2 separate regions of the Mus musculus genome follow, and region 2 is linked to region 1. A link is a loop called in an ENCODE intact Hi-C map of the cell type or tissue named here. Cell type or tissue: left cerebral cortex. All regions are shown on one strand.

What was found. A loop is a pair of places that touch in the nucleus more often than their neighbours do. Peaks named below come from ENCODE experiments on the same cell type or tissue, not always from the same donor. Only the 100,000 strongest peaks of a DNase experiment are listed, where the experiment ranks them.
Region 2: a loop joins it to region 1, with 1.8 times the contacts of the local background. A loop is called at or near these places in 2 of 42 quality-filtered maps.

Annotation. Positions count from the first base shown.
Region 1 is chr15:71,727,278-71,729,777 of GRCm38, forward strand. Fam135b (family with sequence similarity 135, member B) reads right to left here and starts at 561. Exons shown (of 20, transcript NM_177819.3): 1 at 392-561. In left cerebral cortex, a CTCF peak has its summit at 1,053 (motif pointing right); DNase peaks (open chromatin) are centred at 572 and 1,019; H3K4me3 peaks cover 1,406 bases; H3K27ac peaks cover 1,433 bases.
Region 2 is chr15:71,677,204-71,679,703 of GRCm38, forward strand. The region is part of intron 1 of Fam135b (family with sequence similarity 135, member B); the gene reads right to left. Among named protein-coding and RNA genes, the nearest start is that of Fam135b, 49 kb to the right of the region's middle. In left cerebral cortex, no CTCF peak of the experiment used is centred here; DNase peaks (open chromatin) are centred at 1,023, 1,713 and 2,055; H3K27ac peaks cover 1,383 bases.

The DNA of each region.
Region 1 (2,500 bases):
CCCTCCAAAGAGATGGTCTCTGAGTCAGCTTTGCCCCACATAGAACAGAGACCATAGCCCCTCCACCTCCACAAGGTCTTCTTTTGAGCCTGTCCTGGGTTCAGTGGCTCAGAGGACCTGAACAGGTCTAAATAAGCCCCTTAGGACCACCACATTCACACAATCACATTTAATGGTCCTTCTTGTCTCTAAGCTTTGCCCAGAAGTGGGGCAAGATCAGAGGGCAGAGATATCTGAGGGGAAAATAGAGAAAGATATATTTTTTAAAAAAATCGCGGAAGAATCTCTACTCAGTAATAGAAAGCCATCCAACTAGCAACCACGCTTCCAGAAACGTCACTGCCACAGAAAGAGTTTTACAGCTGGTGACCCCCACAGCGTTCTCACCTACCTGTCTCCCACTGCAGGGCTCTCTCTCTCACCTCCTAGGGCCCTGTTCCAGCTCTGGTCCCGCTCTCTTCTGGTCTCCTTCTCCAGCAGCCAACACCGGCAGCGACTGTGGGCGGACCAAGGAGTCGGTGGCGGCACCTGCGAGCTGTCTCAGGTCTCTACCGAGAGGCTGACTGGAGGAGGAGCAAGCGGATGCTGCCCTCACCGCCGCCGCCGCCGCCACTGCCGCCGTGGTGCTGATGCGGTTGCTATGGTTATGGAACTCCGCAGCTGCCCCCTCTTGGTGCAACAGCTGCCCGGCCACCGCGGCCTCCTGGCAGCCCGAGCTAAGGTGCCCGAGGCAAGGTTGTGAATGTGGTTAAGGGAATTCTTCCCCCGCCTAGGAGAAGACTGGGAGCCTCTACTTGGGCCGTGGCTGGGTCTCTCCTCCAGCGCCCTTGCTCTCCTTCCCACGCCAGAACCTAAGGCCAGACTACAACAACACAGAGAGCGCGCTCAAGGCCTAGAAAGCCCTCCCTGCCGCTCAGCTCTGCCCCTGCAGCCTCGGTGCACCGCGGTAGATTGCGCGACTAGCTGGGAGGCGCCGCTAGCGTCCCCCACCTCTGTCCGCCAGAAGAGTCTAGGCGCGCCAGGCTGCCCTGCGGCCAAACCCCGCCCGCTCATAGGCTCTCCTGCCAGCCCGCCCGGCCTGTGGAGGGCGCAAGATGCTGGGCCAAAGAAGTCTGTCCTCAACCAGCCCAACCTGGCCAGGAGCATGCTCAGTCTCCGCGCGGAGATTGTCCTCCAGAGCCAAGATAGCGATGCAGTTAGAAGGAAAGGTTTCTTTCAGACCCCAGGGGAGAGAGGTATTAAACTTGGGAGAAGTTGGTGATGCAACAAGTACACACCTAAATAAATAAGTAGTCTGAAAGCTGGAAGTGACCCATACTACCACTACTAAATGTGCAATGGTCATTGAGCAACAGCCCATTCATCATTTACAGATGTTCTTCATGCTAAACACTAAGGGTTCAGAGGTATGCCAACTTGATCCATGGGAAAAAAATGACAACAATGAGAAAACATAAGGCAACTCACATCTACTAGCCATTCTTCAGCGGGCAGTTTGCTTGGGAATACATCATCTCACTATGACAGTGTCAAGAAGTTCTTGTGTCCTACTTGTTACAGGTGACAGAGCAGCCTTAAAAGTGGAACCAGTGCTAGAATTTGGAAGCTGAGTGTTCTGTCTATTAGACTAGGCTGCAGTAGTTCACATGGGGTGAAGGAAAGACACTTGGAAGAAGGTGCAAGTATAGCCAGAGGTGATGGTAATGAATGGGGAAGAATATTCCCACATGAAAGGGGCAGGCACCCCCACCCCACCCCCGCCCCAAACTAGATAAACAGGACCGTTTGATTTTATTTTGTCCTTTTATCCACAGGGAACACCCAGAGTGACTAGAACGGAGGGCACTAGGGAAGGTGAGACAAGAGCTTGGACTGGAGGAGCCAAGACAAAGTTGACTTTGAACACAGTGGGACACAGAAGGCACTTAAGCAAGGGGAAGGGTTGGTCATCATGGGAAGAAGATTGCCTACTTGGCTACTGTGGCAGTGAATGTCAAGTTCTGAAGGTGCTGTTGGCACAGAGACCAGAGCAAATGACCCATCTGCTTTGCTGATCCTCTTCACAGCATCCAGCCAAGCCCGGAACAATGCGAATCCCAGTAAATACTGGGAGAATGACGAATAAAGGATTATTTGCTTCTCCATCAGGGAAGATGAGTGTTGTTCTTTTGCAAATATTTGCCCTTGAAATATGATTAAAATCCGATGACGTGTATTTGCATTTCAGTTCTACGTAACCTTACTTTGGAAAGTCAAAGCAAGCCTCTTACCGCTTTCGCTTGGACTTCCTGATCCCTAGCAGAGTAGTATGCTGGGATTATTGTTCCCCTGCATTGGAACAAACATGTTTCAAGAATCTAGACGGGAAAGTTCCATGATATGTTATGTGATGAAAACAAAGTACAGAATAACGTTTCAAACAGAGTAGCTCTCGTGGATCAAGGAGAAAACACCCAGGAAAATGTATATTTTCTTGTATTGTATTGGCATAGAAATGCAC
Region 2 (2,500 bases), 50 kb before region 1:
AGCACCCTTCTGGCCATGCTCTGCTCTTCAAGCCATGTGACAGAACTGGCTCAACTTCTAGGAAGTGGAGAAAGGCTCTGCCCCTCAGGGAGAGATCACACCACTCTATGGTGTCCCACTATGTGGAACAACACTGCAAATATTGTTTCAGACATCTTTAGAAATAACAGCTACTAGATTGCATTAGTGAGGACTGGGTTTTCATAACTCTGACATGTCTGTGTTGTTATCAACCATGTGTCCATAGACAGAATGATTTATTTCTCAGAGGCTCATTGTTTCTCCTAAAGAGGATCTAATAGCAGCTACCTCACAGAACCCATTATGGGACAACTTGCCCTACACTGAAAGATGCCCTACAAAGCTGCTGTTATTATAGTGTTCTTGCAATATGTTATCCAAATCTGAATAGCACTGAAAGTGGAGGAATAGAAGACACTGTGTGGTGTCATTTAATGACGAGAACGGGGTTACATAGGAATTTGTGTTCACCTTCTGATGATACTTATGTTAGACCTTGAAAACTAAATAGAAACTCAAAGGTTCACTCAGTTAGTGGGGCACTTATCTAGGTAAAACAGACACCACCTTGGGGCTGCCAGGTTGGTGTCCTGATTCTTTCTAGTCTAAGATGTCTTCCAAATACATACCTTAACTGATCATGAAACCTTTCTTTCCCAGCCTGTCTTTGTACATTTCTAACTCTGCTAAGTATATATTTGTAAGTGGATTAGGATTTGAACTAGTTCAAAGAGAGGAGATGTCATACTCACATTTACCATGGCATTATCAAGCAAAGTGTATGCACAGTACAATACTGCATGCAATGTGCAGAGTGCATACACCCACTGAACTCATCATGGTAGTGGAGTTATATGTCTTCAGTTTATTCAGGGTGATGATTTCCTGGAAAACCTTGATATTCCCTGCAATAATTAAGCTATTCAACAGAAGTATACATGACAAAGAGTGACATTGTATTATGGATCTATGAAGTAATTGGTTCTTAGAAGATTCTGATGGGCAAAGGATGGCATCGTCAGAGGGAAAAGTGAAACATGAAACAGGATAATGGTGCCCATGGATTGTAACAAAAGATGAATGACAAACACATAGAGTTCATAGCAGGTGCCAACAAAATTACGTCTGACTTTCCAACAATAAAAAGCAACCTAAGAGCAATTATCAATGGCAACTCCATCTCGTGGCATGTGTACTGTATGTTTGTGTATATAATCCTCATAAAACATAATGAAATAGTGGTAAATTATTTTGTTGGTGAGTGAATTTATGTTGTGATAGACTTAGTAAAGGTGGTGAGAAGATGATATTTCCAGGACTCACCCTCTATCTCCTTGATACTTGAATTGATAACTGTATTGAAGCCTTACAGTGGATCTCTGACCAATAAACAAATTCATTCTATGGAGAAAAGGAAGAATGGGTTTCTTGTAAATGAAGGTGAAGACACCAATGAGAAGCTGCTCTGCTGGTTCTGCAAAAGTGCCAGATGTCAATATAGATAAGAACTAAATTAGTGGAGAAGAGAGATGCTGCAGCTGTTGTAAATGTACCCATCTTTGGGAAGTATGCTATGGGGAAATCACAATCTTTTCTGCTTGTACCACTGTTGCTAAATCAAGAAAGCACCATACTTGTCCTGGAGATGACAGCCCTGACTCTGGGTACACATTCTAAGCTTAGGCAAGCTGTAGTCACAAGGGTGGAATATTATTAGTTTCGCTGTGTTTCAGCTCCAGATTTCTCCGTGAATCATGTGTGCATGAATCATAGTCACCGCTCCTCATATTTTAGAAGCAGATGTATAATTTTTCTTATCCAAGAAAAAAAATCAATTGCTGCCTAAATATGACTCTACTGTTGTCTCTGAATCTCTTTGATTTATTCAATTCCAAACCTTCCTTTTGGGGAAGAGTGAGAATAATTAGCAAAGTTTTAAAAAGAAGAAGGTGACTTTATTCTGTATTCCATCCAGGATTCTACTTTATGCTTTAAAGGCGAGGTAGACGTAAGTATTCCCATTTTGTAGAACAGGAATCTGAGACTCAATGTGAGCAATTTATTGATGCAGAGTGTCACAGCTAGTGGTCAGATGGAGCTAGGATTCCGCCTAATTGTGCTACACACTAAATCTTTGGTTGTCATCAGCCCTGATTGGTTTTCTGGCTTTCAGTGTAAGAGATGATAGCAGACAGACCAACACCAAATGAGTAATTTTTTTTTTTTAAATCTCATTTAGAGATGGCTTTCTACTCTCTCCACTAGTTGGTGTTTGTTGTCTATCAACATTTTAGGACCGATGTTTTAATTGTTCTGGTCCTTTTGAGTCTTTGTGAGAAATTGATAAATAGCAAGCTGGTTGCTCTGAAGGATATGGTGCAGGGACACAGGGACCAGTGATAGTGTTGTTCAAAACAAGTCAGACATGGGCAGAGAAAAAACCCCTTTCTGGCACCAGTCACAGACATCTTATGGTATA